Regions from separate parts of the Homo sapiens genome. Here all the other regions are linked to region 1. Evidence: read pairs that join two places in POLR2A ChIA-PET (ENCODE). Cell type or tissue: MCF 10A. All regions are shown on one strand. Links, peaks and the distances in the headings refer to the core of each region. The heading gives the core; the rest is flanking DNA.

Region 1 (6,275 bases), core at 901-4,900:
CAAAAAGCTGGACTTAAGATTCCCAAGCTAGAAGAGTGACCCAAATGGCCTGGGACTCTCTGGCACATCGGAGCTCAGCAATGATTCTGTGGCTCCAAGTAGCCCAATAAGCCAGCCACAGGTGGAAGCTGCCCACGTAGCAGGCACCAAGCCCTCACTGCACCCACGGTGTGCATTCACCATTTTCTGTCAGCAAAAAAAAGCAAGGCAAGGAAAGATGAAAATATATTATTCACAGTGAAAGCAAACAAAAAAAAATGGTAAGATAGAAAAGCAAAAAGTACAAGGCATTCAGAGAACAGAGAGCCAAGACAAGAAGCTGGATCCACTCTTCCTCATGCACAGACCAAGAGATTTCAGTGAGCATCAAGTTTTCCAGCGACCGCAACCCAAACTCTGCTGGCAAAAAGGGAACTTGAAGTTTCGGCTCGTGAGCGAAAACACTGTAAAGTTACAATTAAAGAGCAAGACTACTTTGTAAGCCAGACTATGTCATTTCAATCACATCCTCCATGGCTTATCCACCAAAACCAACCCCTCAGTCCTGAAAGGCAACCTGCACTGAAAACAGAGCCATCTTTCAGAAAGGGACAAGGCAGGTAATGGCTGTGAAGCTCTGGAATTGCGCTTCAATGAAAGGTTTGTGGAGCAGTGTGGGAAACCCGGAGAGACTAGAAGCTCACCTGCCCACCAAGTGAAATTCAAGGTCGGTCTCTAGAGCCCAGCACCACCTTTATGGCTTTATCTTTCTGATGAGAGATTAAACACTCACTTAAAGTTTAAATGGACTTTTAAAAAGTCACTACTTTGATCCTTTAGCAGACTACAAGGTTTTAAAGTTGTAAAACCATTAAGATCTCTATCCCGAAGATAATCTAGGTTTCATAATCAGGGAATGAGTTAACTGGGATTCTGTTCTGGCCACTTAATATTCCAAGCAAAAATCCTAGAAAAGTTAAGGAATACATTCCACTGAAGGTTCACCCTGGGGTACAGGGGAGAACAGAAGGCAAGAGGTGGCAGAAATGCTAAGTACTAAGGAGACAGATCCAGCTCCAACTGGTTGGCCAAGCCCCACACTTCCACGTGTGTTTAGAGAAAAGTCCACAGAAGCGATACTTACGAACGGTGTCATTACTGGAATCCCACGCCTCCACAAGCAACGTATAGGACCTCTGCAAGACAAACAAACAATTTAGCAATTCAGAAACAGGGTCGACTTTCCAAAATCTCGTACATTCTTGGCCTCCCAGAATACCCCACCAAACAAAACCATAATGCCAAAATAAAAATTCTGTTGGTTGTTGCATTGAGTTCCTGGATGTTTAAATCCAAACCAACTCCCCTTCCTTTGTCAGCACTCTTCCCAGGTTGACAAATGACTCCTTTCACCTGGCAGGGACGCACTGGAGTCAACATGCATGCAGGCAGCTCAAAGTTGAGATCAGGAAATGCCACCTCACTATATGATATGAGAGTATTTAGCATATAGTTTCCCAAAACTTTCCAGACCCTGACCCTAGTGCATGAGGAAACACACACACACACACACACACACACACACACACACACAAAGAATTTATTCTAAGCTAACCTAACCAGGTATTTGTACCGAGGGGGTATTGCTAAGGTTACACTTTGGGCCCTGGTGAGGCAGTCTCTAGGGAGGCCCCCTTTTCCTTTTTAGAACCCCTTTGAAAACTCTGTCTATGTGAGACCATCCTGGCTCCCACAAGTATCGGGTAACTCTAGGAAACAGGAGGGGGTAGATGCAAAGTGACTCTGCAAGACAAAGAAGTCAACCTCACTTGGGCGGTGGAGTTGGGGGCAGATCCCAGGGAAGAAAGTACAAAGGGAGAAACAACCGCACACCCATGGGTTATATTTATTGATGAACTTATCTGTTAATAAGATCTAACATTCCAAGAATAATCAGAGTCTACTAACTAAACAAATTCCCTGGATACTGGCAAGATGCCAGCTGTTAAACTGAAGGCACCTTTTATCTTCCAAGCTTATCTCAGAATTCCACCTCCCCACCCCCAGCCAAACCTAAGCTATTAGCAAATTCCCTCCTTTTCTAAAATTTTCCTTCGTAATTTACAGTAAGGTCAGTCTCACAAAACACCAGCGTTTAAATGAAGCTTCTGCTATCTTGGCACTGAAGAAATGTACTCAAGGCAGGTGGGGTAGACAAGGAACATGAACTAGGTTATGAATCCCTGCTTTGCTGTGTCAGAAACCAAGCCATAGGAAATAGAAGCGTGTATAGATTAAATAATACCGTGCTGTGCCACCAGAAGCACACTGCTGCCAAGAGAAGAGAAAGCACCTATAAGATAAAGGAAAAAGAGAAAAAGGGAGGGTAAAAGGGAGTTTCATTCATAACTCAAGGCCAGCTTAGCGCTCTCAGAGTGACACAGCAGGTCATCTCTGAATATAAAAATATCTTGTGATAGACCCTGCCTTGGAATTCAGCCGAAATATGTTTCATACTCAAAGCAGAGTAGGATTCCATTTCGTTCACTGATAACTGTGGGAAAATGCTCAGAAAAGCAAGCAAAACCGGGCAAGCCAGGGCACATACCCAGCCCTCTCCTGTTAGTGGCCACAGGTCCAAATTCATTGCTGTTGTTACTATTTTATTAGCGAAAGTTATACCTTATTTACTGCCTCTTTAAGTTTCTTAGGACTTCCTGCAAATTACAGGACTCTTCCCTAAGAGCAGCAAGAAATTATATTTCTCTACTGATTTGAGGTAAGAGCACAGTCAAAATGAGGCCAGATGTGTGGCTGATTCTGTATAATTAAGCCCTTCATTTGCTGGTCACGTTGAGGCCCACGTCCTCCACTTCAACAGTATTGTTGTAATTAATCCTCTGATTAAATGCATTGATACCAGGAGTTTTGACAGACTTGCACAAGCGCTAAACACATAATACCCACAAACCCCACTGCAAGGGAAGGTGCCGGGACTGAGCTGGCATGGCAGTACTAACTCAGTTTAATACTCAAAGAGGAAAGCATCCTTAGGTCTTGCACAAGAACTTGGACGACCAAGCAGTCTACCAGGCTCATCCTCGCCAGAACTGGGAAAACCTCAGAAGTTGCTGACCGACATCACCCCACCTGGAGAGAAAAGAATTGCACACAGCCCTACGTGCCTGGCTCTGTGATTTTCCATGAACTGCCCTTCTTTCTCAGAGGCAGAGACAGGGTGAGGGCAGGGAGCTACAGTGACGGCAACAAAGCCTGGACTTTTTTTCCTGTCTGTTTCAGGGAGGGGATTAGGGTCTCCTGGGGCAGGAGGATTCCTCCTGCCCAGCCCTACAGAGAAAAAGGATTCCCTCCAAGGTTCCTATTAGGAGGCACTCAACCTCCCACTCCATCCCCACACTATAGATCAGCAATCAAGATAATTTAACAATGATTATTAGTTGCTAGAGAACTTTAATTTTTCCCAGGCCCACACTTGACCTCTGTACATCCCTGAACATACACCCAGGCACTGAGATCCCAGATCATGCACCCCACATCAAAGCAGGGACCAGGCCACAGAGCAGCAAATCCACTATGCCGAAGTCACATACAAGCAGCCACTGCAACTCTGACCCCCAGTAGAGGCGGAGTCCTCCATCCCAGGAGGGCTTGGAAAGGCAAGTGTTCAAACTTAAGTTTATACAGCAAAACAACAACAACAAAAGCAAATACCTGGGTTTTTCTTGATTTCAGACTACAGAACTAAGACTCTGCCGAAGAGTCACCTGGCTTTCATCTTTCCTTATGTTTTCCAGAACAGTACTGTGAAGGCCACACAGGAAGGAGGGGTAGCAAACAGATCTTTAGTCTGGATTTGCAAAGTGAGTCACTTCAGCCCCTTCCCAGCTCCAAGCCCAAGGAAATCTGGAAACCTGGCAGCTGGTTCCCATTCTGGTGTGGCATCAAAGAGGAATGGTCAGCCTTCGGAATTGCTTTTTGGAAGATTTCTGTGGAATTCTACCTAGAGGAGAGTCCTGGCATCAAAGCCCCAAGGCATCCAAGGGCCACCAGGTTCCCAGCAAGGCTGGGGCCCCTGCACCTCCTCCCGCCCTCCACACTTAGGCTGCTGTGCCAAGGTTGTGTTCTCTGCCCTGTCCCACTCCATGGCGGTTACCTTGGCACTGGGCAGAGCGGTAAGCACTTAATTGCCACATTAAGAAGGGGGGATGTAAGAAACAAAGGTAATTGTGTTGGCAGCCGGGAGCTTCCTTTTCCTGGCAACAGTGACAGCCAAACCAAGCCCTGAGAAGCGGCTGCCTCCCCTCCTGCCAAGCTGACGGACACAAATAAACCGCCATCCAAACGGCACGCGTGCGGCGTCCAAAACCCCAGGCTGCTGCGACAGGCAGGCCCGCCGGCGGCACGCACATCCTGGGAATGCCCGACGTGCCAACGCGGCCATTGTGCACAGTCAGTCGGCTCCCAGGGTTCGTCAGGGGCCCTGAGCTCTGCTGACTCAACTGTTGCTTCCTGTCGCTTGTCCTGTGTTAGCATTATTTTTGGAGAGGCCCTATTATTCTCCATAATCCTCATTTCAGTCAATTCGGCCAACTCTATTGTCCTGCCTGTGTCTGGGTGGCCAGAGTATAAAATATTCCAGTCACAAAACATATTAAGCAGAAAAGGTTGCAGGGAGTCCATGTGTGGCGCATGCACACGTACTCATGCACACAATGCGAGTGGGTTTTGGGAAAGTGAGATAAGAAAGGACAACTATCCTATAGCATCTAGGCTAAGACTTCAGGCACAGAAAGCAATCAAGTCTGTAGGGCTTGACATGTCAATAGAGTCCGATCTGGTTACAAAGGGTGATTTTCTCATCAAAGCCCACTCAAAGGCTCACCAAGGGGCCCCAAAGCTCATATCCAGATTTGTGACTCTCAATGAGACATCCCCACCCCCTTTCCCATCATTACCCTTACCTGTTTGAAAAGCATCCCACTGATAATTAAATGCACCAGTTACAAAAGGGTGGCGAGGTTAATAGATAGAATACCAAGAAGCCAGCCAAGCACAACGGTCTGGTTCACACAGAGCAAGCCTGAACAAGAAGCCTTTCTGTTTATTTACCAAAAGTGCATAAAAACTGGGTTGAGCTGGTAGAGGACTCTGCATGTTTGACTATTTATGTACTCCTTTAACTACTGGGAGCCACCTTGCGGAATTTCTTCCCAGCACACGCACTGCACCAATGGTAGATGTCACTGGCACCATAAAAAAAAAAAAAAAAAAAAAAAACAGCAGTCACAGGGCTGCTGTGGTCCATGCGGTAATCAGAAATCAGCAAAGAAGTCACAACACAGCCACCCAGTGCCATGCACCAAAGTAAAGGTGGGATTTTTCTGAACCCAGGACCCTCCTCCATTTCCACCACCATTTTAGAATCACCACTTTCCATTCATCCCAATGTATCTTCCAACAGTTGGAAGAAAAGATTAAGTTTTGAGAGATATATATATATTTAAAAGCTGAAGCCAAGAGTCACTTCTCTCAGCAGCCTAGATCCTAGGCTTGAAGGATGGGGGTAGGTGGAAGAGCAACATGCCTTACAGAAGTTTACCATGGAAGAATTTGCAGGAGTATTTGCATTTATGGATTACAACGCTAATTGTATGCACATCCAGAGATCATGCATTCTTACATTGTCACTAACCTTGAAAGCCGGACATTGGGACCAACTTCTGGCCCTTCTACAATGGGGCCAGTGGGTGATATGAATCCAGCCAAGGCCTCTGGTTCACATTCCTGTTTTCAGATCAGGAACTGTGAAGGCTCCTTGTTACCTTGACACTGTTTTTTTTTTTTTAAGTAACTTTTTTCTCCATGCTAAACTTTCCACGTCTTCTATCTAAAAGGTCCCCAAAGGCACCACTATTTGGTGTGAAGATTTTGAGCAGCACTTAGATTGCTGATTTTCTGGGAGGTTGCATGCCTGTAAGTTGCTGCTGACTCTCCTTTTAACCCACTGAACTCCCCCAAGAGCCTCCACGCCAAAGTTTCACCGTTTTCTAAAAACATCTTAAGTCCCTGTAGAATTACGGGTGTGGAACTGGTGGGTTGCAAATTCCTATAAGTACTGGAGGTTTGAATAAGTTGCTAAGAAACAAGACAACAAGGAGAAAGAAAACACAGAAGGTTACACCTGCAAGAGAAAAAAAAATTAGAAACCAAGTACCTGGAATAAAGATTCCATTTTTGGAGCAGCTATTCTGCAGATACTTAGCACAGCTCTTTCA
Region 2 (6,275 bases), core at 880-4,879, 190 kb after region 1:
ACTCAGGGAGGGAAATGTTAGCACCAGTGTCTTCCAAGAGAGCATCATTCACAGAGCTCCCTGGGATCTGGGAACGCCATGATTAAGAAAGCAGATGCAGGCACTCATACTAAGAAAAGTGAGTCTCAATCAGAGAGAGATGCTTAACAGAACCATGAATAATTGGAGGGACAGAATCCACATAGGCCTTTTAATTGATGGAAGTAAAGCATTTACAGTGTGAACAATAAGTGGAAAAGAAGTCACAGTTTTTCTTGATCCACTGTGCCCAAGTCAGATGCCCCATCACTTCCTGCTTAATGCAATGCCATTGTGCCTTGACTTGCAGGCAAAGTAAGTAGTTAATTTTCTATCTCTAGGTGTGAAAGCAATGCTTGTTTAATTTTTGGTGATGTCTCTATCTGTTATCAATGTCTTGAACAGTGCAATTTTCAAGAGGACCAAGAGGCAAACATACAGTGCTGAGCACAGAAGTGCAGCTTGGCTGCTTTGGATCAGGATCTGGCTTTGTTCCCTGTCTCACACTTTTTCTCCAGCCAGGTAAAATCGCCTGTTGTTTCTACCTGCAGGCCTGCTGAGCCTCAGTCTGACAGTAGTGCCTTTCCACAGCAAGAATTATATAGGAAACTCCCTGAAAGTTGTGCAAGATGGACATTCATTCTGTCACATTCATTTTGCTTTAGTTAACTAGAGGTTAAGGAGCCGGTAGGCCACACTTAGAGGGAGGTAAGGCAGGTGACTGAGGGTGTTTAGCAAGTGTTGGAGATGTGGTCTGCGATTTGGTAGTGCGGTCAGAAGTAAGAATATACCTTTGGGAATCATGCAGTGAGGATGGGAGCCAATGAGAATCTTCATGGAATAAAAATGTTCTCTGCTCACTATACTGAGCCAAGAGAACAAGCCAAGAGAGGTATTTTTGGAAATAACTTCCATTAAGTGATGGACAAGAATAAGGAAAAGACACTTTATATGAGTAAGTGAGAAAAGTTGGAGGGAAACCAACATCACAGAAACCAGGAAGAGAGGTCTCATCTTGAGAAGCAAGAATGCTTCTGGGATTACTAATAGGATGGGTGTCAAACCCAGACCTTTGATTTGGCTAACCCTAGAAAAGACAATTTCATTTTGGGTTGATTTTTGTGTATGGTATGATGTAAGAGTTCAGTTTCATTCTTCTGCATGTGGATATCTAGTTTTCCCAACATTCTTTAGTGAAGAGATTGTCCTTTTCCCATTGTGTGTTTTTGGCACCTTTGTAGAAAATCAATTGACTATAAATGTGGAGATTCCTTTCTGGGCTTTCTATTATGTTTCATTGGTCAATGTGAAAGATTTCTACACTTTGTAATCTAATGTGTAGAATTCCAACATTCTAAAAAGTTCAAAACACTGATGAAAGAAATTGAAGAAGATACAAATAAGTAGAAACATATTCTGTGTTCATGGATTGGAAGAATTAATATTGTTAAAATGTCCATACTACCTAAAGTGATCTGCAGATTTCAATGCAATCCCTATCAAATTCTGATGTCATTTTTCGTAGAACTAGAAAAAAATCCTAAAATTCATATGGAACCACACAAAACCCCAAACAGCCAAGGCAATCTTGAGGAAAAAGAACAAACCTGGAGGCATCACACTACTTGCTTTCAAACTGTATTTCAAGGCTATCAAGAAATGAGTCTCACATTTATTTGATGCCTTCTACATTTAGTGCTAGGTGAGACAATTTTTTTTTTTTATGGAAGGCATAGAGAGAGAAGAGGAAGTGGACACTATGGACTGGTAGAAAAAGGAAGGCAAGAGAGTGAAGAGTGAATGAGGAGAGGATGTCATTGGTGTTTGTGTGTTTGTTTTTGAATGAGAAGATTTGAGCCTGTGTTGAGGAACTGGACAAGTAGTCAGTGGAAGGAGAAAATAGAGACCCTAATCATCAAAGGGAAGCCCCTGCATGGTAGAAGGCAGGTGAAGGGGTTAACCTGTCCATGTGTCAGGGAATGTTTCTTCCAAGATGGGCGGGAAGGAAGAAAGTTTGGGTGATGATCCAAAGAAAACTTAAGGAGTTTGGGAGGAAACTTGTGGGAGTTCTCATCAGATGTTCTCAATTTTCCCAAGGAAGTAGGTGGAGAGGTCATCTTTGAGAGTAAATAGGCAGGGGAGGAAATAGAGCTGGAGGAGAAGGCTGGCTGCTGTGGTGAATTCCAAGACAAGGAGTAAGTATACTGTGGATGATAAAAAGAAAGGGTTACAGCCAGGCACAGAGCCTGGCTACCAAAGTCCACCTTGTGTGTTTACTCTGCCCCAGCCCCCTTTGACTCTGATGCTGACAAGGCCAGAAGAGCCTTTCAATGTGCAGAGATTTATTGAAAAGGGTAGATAGTTGAAAGATAAAACTCTGAATTGCTTTTAAATAGCCAGAGAAGACTTTACTGAGGAGGAGGGAGTTTAGAGTTCTGAGAACACAGAAAATTTGAGTATTACTCCAGGATAAGATAGATCTCTTTGGAAACACATGCCTTACTTATTTGGGGGAATTGAGAGAAGCAATGATTATTCAGTGGATTACCCAGATTCCTCTTTTTATTTCACTGTGCCACTGCCAGAATTTGATTTGTGACCCAGCGTGGCTATGTTTCATCTTACCTCTGATAAATGATGGATTGGGGATTTTTTAGGTTATGTGTGTTTTTCAACTATTTGGCATTATGACTGATTGATATTTTCATAGCAGTAAGTTTATGTTTAATGTCATCTTCAAGCCAGGGATGAAAGTTTTATTTGAAGTCTTACTTTTCAATACATTCTTATTCATCATCCTGACCTTCAACTTGTAGAGATTTCCTTATTTTTCCAGTTTTGGGGAAGAAATGTCCCAGTCTAGAAATCCAACTGACCTATCTTCCTCCAATTACACATTGAAAACAGTGGTTTCCATAGAGGTTTGAAAGTGGGTCTATAACTCTCAGTTTATCACCTTCAATCTCCTGAAGAGAAGGCTCAAGGTAAAGTATATAAAAATAACCAATGATGTTTAGTTTGCGGATAACTGAGTTGAAACAATTAGTATCAGCTACATAATTTATTTGCAGGGCCCAGTGCAAAATAAAAATGTTGGACCTTGTTGAAAAATTATTACAATTTCAAGACAGTGACAGCAGAGCATTAAACCAATCATGGGACCCCTCCAAGCACGGAGCTCTGTGTGGCAGTTTGAGTCTCGTACCCACAAAGTCAGTCCTGGAAGCAATCCAAGGGCAGTAACACAAGTTGCAGAAGCCTCACCAGCTTTCGTCATTCCTTCCCTTTTACTACTTGGTCTAAGTCCTGAGCCAGGTTATTCTGTAACTTCCCTTGTGGAAAAGCTGAGTCAGCCCAACATAACACTGTTGTGATCTGTTGCCCTGTGACTGCCCTGGGACCCTGGGCAGGGAGTTGGGAGTGGGGTGATGTGGCGGATAGAGCTTGGGCAGGGGTAAACCTGTGAGCCCTGTTCCAGGAAGGGATCACATGTCAGCTTCTGAAGCATTTTTAATTCTTGCCTAGAAGTGACTGCTTTCAGAACTGCCTCTAAAGTATCATCTTCTTGGTTCCTTCCTTTGTTTGTTGGTTTTGGACAGAGTCTCCCTCTGTAGCCCAGGCTGGAGTGCAGTGGCATGATCTCAGCTCACCTCCCAGGTAGAAGCAATTCTTGTGCCTCATTGTCCGAAGTAGCTGGGACTACAGGTGTGTGCCACCACGCCCAGCTAATTTTTGTATTTTTAGTAGATGGGTTTTCACCATATTGGCCAGGCTGGTCTTGAACTCCTGACCTCAGGTGATCTACCCACCTTGGTCTCCCAAAGTGCTGGGATTACAGGTGTGAGTCTGGCCTAATCTTCTTGGCCTCCAAAAGTGCTGGGATTACAGGCCTGTGCCCAGCCTAATCTTCTTGGTTCTTTGAAAACAAAAATCTGTCAGCCAAAACAGTTTGTTCAAATGAGGGACATCTTACCAGGAGAAAAGAGTCCACTTAGCCACTGGGCACAATGTTTCAACTAGGAGCAAATATGTGTCCAATTTGTGTTCCTATTTTCAGTAGAAACCCCTATCCCTCCTCTGCTTTCTGATGGAGGGTACCCTAAACCCTGACTATACAGTTTTGACTTTAGTGATTAACAGCTGGATAAATCCCATCTAACTTAAAAGGTCTTGGAGTGGGGGAAGAACTCTCCATCCATGAAGGAATTTTTGTAGCTGTCCTGGGAAACCTATCGGGGTGCCTCATCCGACTGACAGTGAGGTGGCAGGGATTTAAGATTTAAGCAAGACCATGAGTTAGAACCCTTGAGACCTGCTAAACATGAGGTGGAAACAACTGTGCAAGTTCAAAATAAGAAGTAGGGTGGAAACGTACGAGGGGGAGGGGAATTTGTGGGGGAGGAGGCACAGCACAATCACTGGAGGGCATAGCAGAGAGGAGCTGGAAGGGTCAGGTCTCCAACCTTGGGGTGCAGTGGAAACTGCAAGAGCAGGGTATAGAGGAGGATGGAGCCAGGGCCACCAGGCAAAAGTGTTGGTTACCAAGACAACATGTTCAACATTATCTCCTGTGTCCTCTAAGGTACTTAGGGGCCAGTGGCCTAGCAGAGCAGACCTGGGGCTGCAGTTGCTGAGACAATTGTTTGAAATAGTCATAGGTCGGAGGCAGAGCAAGAGGATGTTCTGTAGAAAGAGTGTAAAAGGATAATAATTTAGTCCTCTTGTTCCAAAGAGGAAATCTGTGCATTTCCAATTTTCAGTCTGATAAGTAAGCTCTTCATGGGCAAAGACAATTTACACTAGTCTTGTGCTATTTTTTTTTTTTTACTGTAGAATATATATTTAATTTTTTTTATTGTACTTTAAATTCTGGGATACATGTGCAGAATGTGCAGGTTTGTTACACAGGTATACATGTGCCATGGTGGTTTGCTGCACCCATCAACCCATCATCTACATTAGGTATTTTGTGGAAAAATAAGAACGCCTTTTTTTTATTTTTATTTTTTTTAAGACAGACAGAATCTTGCTCTGTCACCAGGCTGTAGTGCAGTGGCACGATCTTGGCTCACTGCAGCCTCCGCCTCCTGGGTTCAAGCGATTCTTCTGCCTCAGCCTCCCGAGTAGCTGGAACTACAGGTGCGCCACCACACCAGGCTAATGTTCGTGTTTTTAGTAGAGACGGGGTGTCACCATATTGGCCAGGCTGGTCCTCTTTTGTATCTGGTTTGTTATGTCTGGAGAGTCATCCGTGTTGTTGTGGGTAGCAATTGTTTATTCTTTTGCATTGCTGAGTATTATTCCCTTGTAAGACTTATATCCCATTAGTTGGTTATTTATTTTCCTGCTGATGGGTATTTGTGTTGTTCTCATCTTGGGGGTATTATGAATTAAGCCACAATGGGCTTTCTTTCATAAATCTTTTATTGTGGACATATCCTCTCTTTTCTCTTTATTCTTTTCCTATTTCACTGACTCCTTTATTGATGTTCTCTGTTGGTTTCTCCTGACCTCCTCAACCTTTAAAAGTTGAGCTCTCCCACTCTCAGTTCAGATCTTGGCCCTCTTCTCCACTCGCACTCATGTTTTGGATGATCTCATTCAGTCTCATGGCTTTAAATATCTTACGATGCCTAAATTTATATCTCCATCTCAGCTCTCTCATTTAAACTCTATATTTATACATTCAAATGTCTTTTCAATACCCCTACTTGGGTATTTAGTGGGTATCTCAAACTTCATGAGATAGAAAGTGACCTTCTGATTAAACCTTCATAATCTGTTCCACCCCTGGTCTTGTCCATCTCAGCTGTGGCAACTCCATCCTTCTAGGTGCTCAAGCTGAAAAAACTTGGAGAAATCATTGACTCCTCTCTTTCTCTCCCACCTCACATCCAATTCACCACAAAATCCCATGAAAACTATCTTCAAAATACATCTTGAATCCAACCATGTCTCACCACATCCATTGCCATCTCTCAAGCCTGGTATTTCTGTTTCAGCCTTTGTTCCTCTATACTCTTTCACAAAGAAGCCAGGATGATTCCTTTTAAAGCAAAAGCCAGACCATGTCACTCATCTATTCAAAATCTTCCAAGGGCATCTCATCTTACTTAGAGTCAAAGTCAAATCCCTTCCTATGGCATATAAGGTCCAACATGAACAGGCTTCCTTCATCTCTCCTCTACACAATCTCTTCCTAGTCTTGCTATAGCCAAATTTGTCTCCTTGCTGTTTGTGAAGAAGCCAAACATATT
Region 3 (6,275 bases), core at 816-4,815, 330 kb after region 1:
TCCATTCAATAAACATTACTTAAGCAAAATATTTCAATTCTCTGCCAAGATTAAAAATAATCAGAGAATGAAATAAAATTTAAGTTTAAAGTGAGGAAATGAAACAGAATTGTCAGAAACTGAAAAGAATTTCACAGGTCAAATGGCAAAGGTGAAAATATCGAAGTCATGTAACAGGAGGAAAAAGGATGCAAATCCAGCTGAAAGCAGTATCAGCCATCAGAAAATGCTTGGAAAAAAAAAAAGAACTGAACCTGGGGTTCCGTCTCAATTTCTGTATAACTGTTAAGACACTGTCTCTTTAGTTAGCACCCATATCTATTCATTTTTCCCAGGTCTCATTTTCCCAAATGTGAAATGAAGGTATTGGTCCTCACAATTCAAAGTGTGGTTCCTGGAAAAGTAGCATTGGCAGTATCAGGGAGCTTGTTAGAAGTGCAGAATCTGGGGACTGTTTCCAGATCTGTGGAATCAGAATCTCTAGGGACAGGACCTAGAAATCTGTATTTTAACAAGCCCTCCAGGTGATTATGCAGTATTCAGATGCTGGGGAAGAATTGGCCTACTCTAGTGCTTTTCAAATTTTAATGTGCATCCGAATCAGTGGGACGTCTTTACACTGAGATGCAAAAGACAAAACTATTTTTGTATCTATTCTATTTGAGTTTGTGTTTATGATTTTAAGATAAGGCTATTCTAGAACAAATCTACATAGAAATTGGCTTTCTGATTATTATCCCCGCCATAGCAGAATGTGTGTAGTATTTTTTCCCCCAAATCATGAAGTTTGTGTTAGTACATGTGCCAGATGCACCCACTCTGAAGGGGTTGTTAACAGATACACACACACACACACACACACACACACACAGAGTTTCTGAGTGAAAGCAAGGAAGAACAGATTTCTGAGCCAGTAGAGGCCACAAATGTCTTGGCCCAAGTGTAGCTCCCAGGCCTGAGGAATCCCAAATGATACCACAGTTAAATAAGGCAAACCCCAGGCCCTTAGAGTTCAGGCTACGGGAAGTGGCAAGAAGCTCCTGGCAGGCAACCCCCAGGCCTGAAGGTTGACTTGGGAATTTAAGTGCACAAACTGTCCAGAAAATTGTCATGGTAGGGGAAGGCTGGTCTCTTTTCTGTTTGTGTTTATGTATTAAAATTAAGGGATATGTTGTACAGGGCAAAAGAAAAGGGTTGGCTTGATGTTAGGTGAGAAAGATCTGTGTTCCAGGCCTTGTAATGGAGGGAGAGACGTGAATGGAGAAAAAAAAATGGAGCAGAAGCTCATTTTGTCAATATTAATGATGATGATGATGATGATGATGATATGTATATTTTGAGCACTTTAAGTGACAGTCACTTTTTCAAAACATCATGTATATTATTTAGTCCTTGTAGTAGACTTGAGAGCTGGGCTTTCTTATTAAATCCATTTTAGAGATGAGGAAACGAAGGCTATAGGTGGGTTAAGTAATTTACACAAAGTCATACATTGATGAAATGCTGAAAGCATGTAACAAGCCAGAGAGTCTAACCCTAAAGCCAGCATACTCTATATTTCTTGATGCCTATTGGATCAAATATGGGTTGGAATTTTTGTAACTTGGTGTTGGGTAGTAGAAAGAATCAGAAAAGTTGAAATGGAAATATTCTCTCCTAACTTTACCACTGATTAGATGGATGTGGTCGGTTGATGGTAAAATTGGCACCAAATCTTACTTTTCTGTAACCCATTCCTTGTAATGTGATCTTGCAGCAACTCTCAGAAAGAAGAGTCTATGTCCCTGTACACAGAATCTGGCTTGACTTTGCGACTTGCTTTCACCAATCAAATGCAGAAGAAGTGAAGTCTGGTCCTCAGGAGGTTTTGTACTCCTCTGCTGACTCTCCTGGGATGCTAAAAACGCCATGAGTCCTAGTTACGACTAACTTACATGGCCTAGTCACCTCCATTGTCCAAGCCAATAGGTACCCAGCCATCACACCTAGAGTGAGGCCATTCCAATCTCCAGCTGATCTGCTGTGGATGAGCATGGCCAAGATCAACTGAGCTTGGCTCAGATGAGCAAGACTCCCTGGATAACCTACAATCTTGTAAGTAATAATTTTGGTTGTTGTTTTAGGGGAGGAAGTTTGGGGTAGTTTGTTATATAGCAAGGGATAACTGATACATTGCATGATACAAGGAAAAACCAGTTAAATGGTACAGAATTCTGATAGAACAGCACAGGTGAGACCACCCTCTGAACATTTCATAATTCCTCTGTTCTTGTCTTGGTAGAGTGTGATCCCCTATTCAGCTTTATCAAGAACTTGGAGCCCACTTTCTTATTATTATTATGGATGTTTATTTGGTGAATACAAGAATTAATTGTCAGGGCCCAGCATAATCTGGGACCCATCATGTGAACATGTTGGCAGACTGCCATGATGGATCTTGTCCCTATCCCTGACCTTGGCCTCCCATTCATGGTGGGGCTTCCTCCCACCTCTCCTGCTTTGTAAAGAGTATTCAGTAACACAGCAGTGTCTGCATGTGGTTTCCCTCTGTGAAGCTTTAATTAGTGGTGTCTTGAATCTTGATTGCTTCAGGAGTGGCCAATGAGTTTGACTTTCCAAAATAGATACCCAGAGGGTGTGAAACATGCTTACTCATTAGATTCAAGAAAAGTGAAGAAGTCTTTATGTAAACAGCCCGGAAGATAGTGCATTTTTGGAAACTCACTATCACTTTTTTAGGCAGGTAAATGATTGCATGATAATACATAGGTTGCTTTCTACTGAGGGTGAACTTTCTCTAGCCATTAATAATGTTAATTTAAATTCTGGGTGTTAACTATGAGGTAGGTTCCTTTAGTTGCTATGTGAGAGGCTACGGTTTGCTCTGTCTCCTAGAAAGGGAAGAAAAAGGATCCCGGTTGTGTTGGTAACTGCCTCACTGAAACTCTTTGAGTGTGCCACATGTGTGTGGTTTAGCTGGCGACCGTGGTGTCTGTATGTATGTGGTCATAGATTTGTTATAACCTCTTGTCTGCCAAGGCAAGACCACCAGTTCCATTTTAATTCTAAGTTAACCTCAGGCTGGAGTCAATCCATGCTGCTTGAACATAAACGCTGACACTCGATCCTCTCATCCTCTTGGCCCCACAATTTGTTGTTTTTCTTTTTCTTTCTTTTTTTTTCCCAAGGGAGTTTGAACATTTGTTTGCAATCCAAAACCAACACTTCGTGTACAGGACATAGTGATTACATAATTCTTTATAGGTTCTTATACTTTCCATGTATTGCAAATCTTGCTGCTCTGTTATAAAACATCTCAAATTAAAGAGCAATTTGTAAAAGACATACTTGGAGCTGGGACATTAAGTTTTACTGTGGTAATCGTTTTGATTCTTTTGAGAGATACAGAATCAATACTTTAAGTAGAATCCTCTCTTTTTAAAGAATGGCTTGAGAGAGGCTGCCTTTCGCTGTGTTTTTGAAATGGGTAAGACAGACCTCTATGCCCACATCCTGGCAGTGCAAATGTAGGTGACAAGATGATATTAAGTGAGAAACATTGAATTAACTTTTTTTAGAAAATTTAATTTTTGATGAAAGGAAAGAGGAAATTAGTCTGTTAAGCTTTTCAAACCTGATAGCTAATTGGTTTCATGCCCATGGCTGTGAGAAGATTGTCATCTTTAATTTCTAAATCTGAATTTAAATCTCCTAATTCTTAGGCAGCCCAAGCATTTGTGAACTTAACAAAGAGTTGGGAAATTTTTACCCTAACAATGGTTTGTGGCAAGCTCACATGGTGGCCTATGTCCATTGGTTCGATTACAAAAGTTACTTGATTTAAATATATTTCTATATTTGGAGTTGTAGTTGTTCTCCAAGACTGCCTGCCCTCTTTCCAGAAATTTTGCCCAGTGACTTGTTTTCAGAAGTAACCAGTTAGACACTTTGTGAAATTGCCAAGGGTGCCTCTCTTAGTTACTAACCAAGTTTCACAAACGCTACATTATCATGAGTTAAAAATAATTTCTTTTGAGCTGGTTGAAGAAGACTGCTAACTGCTGAAAATATTGGGAGTGTTATGGGTGACCCTAAGAAGAGTGCTGATGTTTTCAGCCAATCACATCCAAATCCCTGCTTTTTGAGGTCTAAATCTAGTCCTTGCAGGAATCCTCTGAAATGGGAGACAGGTGAGATGTCAAGAGCATAATGGTAGAAATACAACATTGAACTCATCAGATGATCTAGTTAAGAGCTCCAATTCCATTAACATGCTGCCAACATTCCAGCAGCTGCGAATATCATTTAACCCTATCTAAGCCTCAGTTTCCTCATCTGTAAAATAGGGATAATAAATATCCATTTGATTAATGGACTGTGGTAAGGATTATATTGATAAGCTATGCCTAGTGTTTCACATGGCACCGTTGCTTACCGCCCTACTTGCTGTTTTCCCATCCTCTGTTGCAGAATACAGTCCATACTTCCCAATATGGCATGCTGGGCCTTCTATGGTCTGCCCTTAGCCTACCTTCCAGCTAGGTCTCTCACCAAGCTCTCTACTGCACAGGCTCTAATTCCTGGCCATGCTATACACCACCATGCCTCACGTTCCCTTTGCTAGAAATGCCCCATTCATTTCCATTCACAAGGCAATTTCCACTCTTCCTTTAAGAATCATCTCAAGCATCACTTTCTCTCAGAAGCTTTTTCTCTACCGACGCATCTCTCCTTCATCTCCTCCAGCCTTTATACTGCTAGCCAAATGTCCCTACTTTTGCCTTAGCACTCACCTATTGTGTACAAACATGCTACTACTGCTGCTAGCATTATTCCTCTGACTAATTCACCTCTGCATCTTTCTACTTTGCTCACTTCTTGTGATTCCCAGGCTCATTTAGTTTCTTTCTTTCAATCAGTATAAAAAAATGATTATGTTTGTTTACATTCAGGTTGGGCCAAGAAGACATATGTGCATAGAAATCTTTGAACTTTGCTGATAAGAGAAAGCCTAGAATTCCAAGCCAACTCCTTCATTGAATAGATGAGGAACATAAAGCCAAGAGAAAATGATAGGCTTGACAAAGTCAAAATAACCAGACCCAGATTGTCTGACTTCCAGCCCAATAGCCTTCCAGGAGAGCAACAGACATTGTGAGGAACACAATGTCCCCTGTGACACAGGACACAATGTCAGAAATCAGCACCCATTTTCCTTCTTTGGTTAACAGTTATTTGGTTTTCTTTTGGGAAGTCATGCTTGCTCAACAATAAGTCCTCTTGGTCCCCCAGAGGGTTACTTCCCCAGCCCTAAGGGTGTACTCACAACCCAGGCCAGCTTAATTAGCATGTCTTATACCCTTGACTATAGCCAATGGGTTTGTCAAAGGCATGAAATTCAGCTTGGCTCAGTAAAACTCAATTCCAGAACTTTTGCTAGAATTGTGGTGAAGACTCCGTGTGATCATTAGCCATAAAGATGGGGTGAACCTTGGTCTGTTGGGGGTCACCATGTGGAGGTGCTTAGTTGAGAGTGAAGTTAGCAGAAAGAGAGGACAGCCCAAGAGAGAAGGAAGTGGAGAGAGAGAAAGGGAGGAAAAGAATAAGGGCAGGGGAGGATGAGAGAGAGCATGAAATCCAGATTTGAGTCGCTGGATCCAGCTGTACTTGAAGCCTGCAGGAAGTCCTAGAATTTTTAGACACATGAGCCAGTAATTCTCTGCTCAAATCAATTTGATTGGGTTTTTTATTATTTGTGACTGAAAGAATTCTGAATTATACATGATCTAACTCTCTTCCTTGTTGCACACTTCTAGAGAGATTCTTAATACCTAAATTCTAGAATTTTCAAGCTCTGCTACTCAAATGTCACTACCTCTCTGAGCCCTGGTTTCTTCAGATTTTAATTGAAAACAACTACTTTGTTTTTGGAAATTTAAAATAAGATACACTTGGTTAAGTGCCAGCACAAACTAGGTGGTCAATTAGAGGTATTTATTATGATGATTATGAATTTGATGTATCACACTTTGAGATTCAGATGCCATAGTGATTCTCTCTGTGTATGGGGGTTGTTTTTAATTTAACATGTATGATTAAAATTTTAAAGTCACTTTTCAGGCGTGTTATCAAGATGTATCCATTAGAACATTAAACATTAATATATTTATGTAGTGCTGCCTACCTGTCAAGCACTCTTCTAAGCATTTTGTAAATATTAACTTATTTAATCCTTTTAAGAAATTGAGGAGGTAATTTCTGGTATTGTTTCCATT
Region 4 (6,275 bases), core at 1,491-5,490, 510 kb after region 1:
AGTCTCAACTAAACAGTCGTACCTTGTATGTGTGTCTGTGTGTGTCAAACTTAAATGCAGCTTGCTCAGATCCACAGAGCACACAAGAGCAAGTCTTCTGAATTTCAGAACTGACCAGAGGCAGAATGAACTTTAAATCTGGCATGTTACATTTTTCAGTGTCTCCATCTGAAGAATATGCAAACCTCCAGTTAAAAAAAATTTATGTATTATTCCATTCATATAGATTTAGGGTATCAAGTTTTTAAGTACTGTAATTGTTTGACCACCATGGAAAAAATGATAGTTTTAATTCTTTCCAAAGCTGTAGTTTGTGCATCTGTGGACACTCCTTCAATATTTTAGGAGAAGGTACTAGGCATATTTAAATAATACTATATTATTACTCACTTTGTCAACAAAATTTGGTGGTTGTTCCAAAGTGCCATATGAAGCCACATGAGATTTCTCTCTATGGGCTAAAAACCTGGCATCCCATCAAGATGATGCTGTTTACACATTCGATCATCATTTACTTTGTGAAGGCAGAAGGAAAATTTTCAATTAATTTTTAAAAATTTATGTTTAACATAAATTCATAATTTCTTACATATATGTTTTCTTAACCGAACAATTTCCCTTTTCTTTTCTTTCCTTTTTTTCTCTTTTATTTTCTTTATCTTCTCTTCTCTTTTTCTTTTCTTTCTTTTTTTTTTTTTTTTTTTGAGACAGAGTCTCGCTCTATCACCCAGGCTAGAGTGCGGTGGCACAATCTTGGTTCACTGCAACCTCCACCTCCCTGGATCAAACAATTCCCCTGCCTCAGCCTCCTCAGTTGCTGGGATTACAGGCACATGCCTCCACACCCGGCTAATTTTTTTGTATTTTTAGTAGAGTTGGGGTTTCACCATGTTGGTCGGACTGGTCTCGAGCTCCTGACCGCAGGCAATCCGCCCGTCTTGGCCTCCCAAAGTGTTGGGATTACAGGCGTGAGCCACCACGCCAGGCCTGAACAATTTCTTAGTAAGAGGCATATCAAACCATTTACATTTAGAAAATAAATGCCAAATGCCAGGTGAACAGCTTTTTGCCATGTGTCATTCAGTTTTAGAATTTCTGCTCACTTTGATTGTACCATGAAACCTACACTTAGATGGAGCAGAAAACTTCAATAGGGCTAAGGCATGTGAGCAAGAAGTGCTTTTAAAACTTCCACTGAGGGCATTCTCTACTTTGGGGATTAAGGAAAGTTTTACATTTTACCGATTATGGATGGACTCTCAAGTTGAAATCTAAGTGAAGTGGTTCCATTAATCCAATTTATCACTGTGATAATTTAATATACTCTATGGATTGGTGATCAGGGCAGCCGACTAGTTTTCTCTCCTTTAACCTGGCTTAGTTTCCTCATAGAAGAGACATTTTAAATGTAATAAGCCTTGGCTCTTGCCTAGCGAGTTTTTTCTTCCATTATTCTTTATACTGGAAGAGTAGCTGGTTTCAAAGACTTAAGTTTCCCAAATCCCCTACTTGATGTTTTCAGGGCTTCTCCCACATCCTTGGTCTTTACCATTTTGGTATATGTTTGCCCGAATCCCAACTGCCAGAGAGCTTACTTCTTTGCCTGAGGACTTGCCCTGGATCCCGAAGCCTGTTTGCCCATGCAGGAGGAAGGCTGGAAGTCCCAGGAAATTAATGATCCTTTGGAGCAGGATTTAGTCAATGACTGAAGAAGTCAGTGTATAAAAACCCCAGCTCTCTCTCCCTTGGGGAAGCTAATCCAGATGCACGTGTTCCACAGGCTTCCAGAGTTCCCCAGTAAGACTGAGCTCCAGTTGTCCACAGTGATGACTTGCTTGACAAAGCACCCCTGTTCATTATCTTCCCTTGCTAGTGTGACTTCCCACCTCTCCTACTAGTATTTCCTAAAATCACCTCTGAAACAATTTCTTCTTGAATCTTTGTCTCAAGGTCTACATCTGAGTCTACATCTGGGGAAGTTCTGAATAATTTGTAATAGAAACATCTTTGGCTTTACTATTCCCCCGAAAAAAACTAAATAAGCCACTTCTCATCCCCAATTATGCAGGGGCTATGTCTCCACTTTAAGGCATATTTTCTAGGTATTTTTTGTGGCATATTTTTGTCTTGAAAAATCTGCCAAAATATATATAAAATGACAGCTCACTTTAATCATGCTTAATGAACACTTGCTCTGAAGCTCTGGCTAGCAGCCAGCTGATACCTGGATGCTCCAAACTTCAGAAGTTGTACAGCTCAGCGGCTCTGGTAAATTCAATTCAATCTTGAAATTAAAATGTTGCAGAGACAGTTTCTGATATTGTTTTCCAGAAAATTGGCCTTAATAGAGTAAAAATAACATTCATATTTAATCTTCTTTCCTTTTCCTCTAAGTAATTTAAGGAAAAGTTAACTTAGTTTACCAAGGCCCAAGGCAATGCTCAGCTATATTAAAATAAAATATAATAAAGCCTTCTTAAAATACATTTTTCTGAATTCTATCTCAAATCTATAAAATCAGGACCTTTGAAATTGAGGAATTAATGTTTTACAATTCCCCAAAAATAATTTTTATACACTCTCAGGTTATATTGCCTTGGTGCTTAATAGTTGTTTTTTTTTTTTCACTTTTCCTTTCTTCTAATCTCATAGTTAAGTTGAATCAGATTGCCCTATTCTTTTGGCAATCTAAAGGAAACATATTTGCATGTACACCCTGTAGAACAGTATTTACTTAAGTCTAGGTTTAATAGAAAATAATAAGTCTAATAAGAAGCCCAAGTTCCTATAATAAAAATGAAACAATAAATGCATAGAAATATGAGGAAGAAATTACACCCATTAAATGCACCTAGCCTGATGAGTGATAGGATGGCTGCTTATTCAAGTTGGAAATTTTACACATGATCGAAGCTTTATTTAGTCTAATGGAATGTGCTTCCTGAATCTGGCTTCTAACTAAGCCAGGGCACAATAGCAAGTATTATGTGATTGGACTGAGCTCATTCCCTTCTCTGAGTCATTGTGACTCAGTCTTGACTGCCTCTTTCTCTCAGGTAGCCTATCACCTTACTTTTCCCCTCTGGTTTAGAAATTCATTCAGAATGTTACAGAAACCAACTTGACTATCCTTATACATCATGGGTTACCGCTCCCGTCTTTCTCTAAGAACTTCTGGAATCACTTGGAATATTTAGCCTTATTTTACAGTTTAGAAAACATAAGCTCAGTGATTTATGGAGATAAAATTCACAGAAAGTGTCCCACTAGTGGCCAAGATAAGCCTGTCTCACTGCTAGAGGATCACATGGGTGGATGAATGCCATGCTAATTACACCAGCAAAGTAGAGATGACTCCAAAATATTTTTTAGGATAATTTAATATTTGTAATTCTCAAAAAACAATATTAAATATATAATCTTTAGAGGTTTCTGAACACTCATATATGTCCTTACATTTATTAGTCTTTATTTTGACATATTTAGAGAGGTAGGGATGTATCAAAATCAAATTGTAACTTGTGGCTTCCGAATGTTCTTAATCCAAACATTTCCTGTCTTCATGTATTGCTTAGCCACTGAGCATAAACCCATAAGATATAGTACAAGGAAAGCATTGTCAGGATGCTCATATATCCTGGAAATAATTTTGGTTTTCCCACTGGTCACCCTGGGTTGTCCATGCAATCATCCAAGTCAATGCTAAAGTTTCAAATTGTTTTGAGGATCTGAATTAAGGAAACTTAATATTAGAAGAAATATACTCCATTCCCAGACAGGCTCTCAAGGCTAACACATTTCTAATGCAGATGTAAAGGTTATTTATTGGTCAAGAGTATTATAAAGTGGCCTATCTACTATAGCTTTTAGACTTTCCAGGAAAGTGTCAAATCACCCTGCCTTTGTTCAAATACTCTGTTTAGGTCTTGCCTTTCTAAGACTTCTCTTTATATACTGCATCTCTGAGTGTGTCCCTACACAACAAGGAGATGTTAGGCTCTTACCATCAATGGAAGAAGAATCCCATGTTTCTCTCAAGTCATCTTCCTCCAAAATTCAATATGAGTTCATTCTGGGCCACTGATCTGACTATGAATTCTGGGAAGTGTGCAGTTATCAGATAGTGATCTAGAATTCATACAACCTACAAAAGACATTGTTTATAATAACTTAAACCACATCACAAGTTTCCCCTCCCCTGGAGACTGTAGTGAAAGCAGAGCATCATTAGGCAAGACACCTGATAGAAACATTAGATGTTGGTTCTGGTTCCCCAACAATAAAAAATTCACAAGGACTTTAGCCTTGCTGACCACATTGCTAGAGTTGTTGACATTGTAGGGCTTTGTGGATAGTCCAGGCTGACTTCCATCTATTTCCCACCTACAGTCCTTGACATCTTCCATGCCACTGTCACATTGCTGAGTTCAGGGTGAGAACTCCCTCTTCTTCCCTCTAGCATTAACTTGTAATCATATTGATCAGGTCTCTGACAAAGAAGTCTTGGTGACTTAGTTTGGTATAATTCTTTTAGCATAACCACCACATTTAACTCATTTTTCCTTTTTTTTTTTATAGTCTCCAGTTCTGTTTGGAAATACAGGTTGGCTTCTCTTGGAGATAGTTCTAAAGATGATATGAGTAAAAATACACAGTTGGACACATTGAACAATTCCCTTGCAGCTTAAAATGTCTGGACTAAGCTGAGTTTCTTCTGAATCTAGAATGTAAGCACTGGGGTAGCAGATTGGGAAGAATATAAATTCATTGAAATGTAAGTTACCACATGAAAAATTCCACTCTCCAAACAACCAATTTGCTGAGAGCAAATCTGGCTGCCACTTGCATATGAACATTGATTGTTCAAGAACTATCTAGGGCTCTTAAAATGGGAAAGCTATTTTTTTCTTACCCTGTACTATCTGAAAATCACTACTTGATATGGTTTGGCCATGCCCCCCACCCAAATTTCATCTTGAATTGTAGCTCCCATAATTCCCACATGTTGTGGGAGGAGCCCAGTGGGAGATAATTGAATCATCAGGGTGGTTTCACTCATACTGTTCTCGTGATAGTGAATAAGTCTCACAAGATCTGATGGCTTTATAAGAAGGAGTTTCCCTGCACAAGCTCTCTCTTTGCCTGCTGCCATCCATGTAAGACATGACTTGCTCCTCCTTGCCTTCTGCCACGTTGTGAGGTCTCCCCAGCAACGTGGAACTGTAAGTCCATTAAACTTCTTTCTTTTGTAAATTGCCCAGCCTTGGGTATGTGTTTATCAGCAGCATGAAAAAGGACTAATACACTACTAAATCAAAGCAATTTAATTGTACTTTATTTTTTACAAAGTATAAGTAATTTCACCACTGTCTTTTTACTTCTTGTTTTCCACTGTGATGAAACCTGTATATAATTTAAACAAGCAAATAATTAAGTAAATAAGTCAACAAATAAATCTCAAAAAACAGAATTTTCAGTGGTCCAAAGAAGCAATATAAATTATATAATACAATAAATACACACAAACACAGCATCTTTAATACAATTCACTGACTTTCTCTATAACTTTAATAGATAATAGTACAGTTCAGTTGAATGTAGATTAATTTAGTACTTTGGATTTGTGAACTGTTCTCAATCATTTACCATTTTATAGATAAATGAGAAGTTGTATTAGTCAGCATCGCTGAGATATCAAATGATCCTCATATTTTAGTGGCTTAAATCACAAATATTTATGCCTTGCTCACATTTCATGTCAACTAACTTGGGACTGTCCCATTGTATTTCTTCTCATTCCGGCACTGACGGTCAAGGAGAAGTGCTCTTTTGGCTTTGCTATTCTCTTGGAAAAGGAAAAAAGATGAAAGCCATTTGTGCAGTATCCTCTAATGCTTCTATTTACACATCAAGACGGTTTATATTCCATTGAACAAAGCAAGTCATGACAAGGTTCAAAATGAAGGGGGCAGCAAAGCACATTCCTCCCTTGGAAAAGCACAGAAATCACATAGCAACAGATGATGGTACATATTCTTACAGGCCAAGGAGGCATGAATAATTGAGAACAGCAATATAATCTAATACAAAATTATTTTTCTTAAATGCCATTATTTTTTCCTGGATATAGAAAAATGAAGAAGATGAAGCTTCATTACTGATATACCAATTTTACTTGATTCTGGGTTTATATTTGTAAACAAGAGTGGAAGATTTCATGTGAGCTTGAATATGGATGTAGTCAGGGGCATGAGCCTGATGAATTAAATAGGTCA

Evidence for each region. ChIA-PET counts read pairs that join two places held together with the same protein. Peaks named below come from ENCODE experiments on the same cell type or tissue, not always from the same donor. Only the 100,000 strongest peaks of a DNase experiment are listed, where the experiment ranks them.
Region 2: POLR2A ChIA-PET joins it to region 1 with 6 read pairs; 6 of 35 experiments call an interaction of 5 or more read pairs at or near these places.
Region 3: POLR2A ChIA-PET joins it to region 1 with 5 read pairs; 6 of 35 experiments call an interaction of 5 or more read pairs at or near these places.
Region 4: POLR2A ChIA-PET joins it to region 1 with 6 read pairs; 2 of 35 experiments call an interaction of 5 or more read pairs at or near these places.

The regions. Positions count from the first base shown.
Region 1 is chr20:10,662,840-10,669,114 of GRCh38, forward strand. It overlaps JAG1 (jagged canonical Notch ligand 1), which reads right to left. Exons shown (of 26, transcript NM_000214.3): 3 at 1,124-1,175. Among named protein-coding and RNA genes, the nearest start is that of JAG1, 8.0 kb to the right of the region's middle. In MCF 10A, for the core only: no CTCF peak of the experiment used is centred there; DNase peaks (open chromatin) are centred at 2,542, 3,102 and 4,302.
Region 2 is chr20:10,854,202-10,860,476 of GRCh38, forward strand. No RefSeq gene overlaps it. Among named protein-coding and RNA genes, the nearest start is that of LINC01752, 100 kb to the left of the region's middle. In MCF 10A, for the core only: no CTCF peak of the experiment used is centred there; a DNase peak (open chromatin) is centred at 3,310.
Region 3 is chr20:10,989,842-10,996,116 of GRCh38, forward strand. No RefSeq gene overlaps it. Among named protein-coding and RNA genes, the nearest start is that of LINC02871, 34 kb to the right of the region's middle. In MCF 10A, for the core only: no CTCF peak of the experiment used is centred there; a DNase peak (open chromatin) is centred at 3,160.
Region 4 is chr20:11,176,186-11,182,460 of GRCh38, forward strand. It overlaps LOC105372528 (a long non-coding RNA gene), which reads right to left and starts at 2,268. Exons shown (of 3, transcript XR_937260.2): 1 at 2,225-2,268; 2 at 391-514. In MCF 10A, for the core only: a CTCF peak has its summit at 3,267; a DNase peak (open chromatin) is centred at 3,016.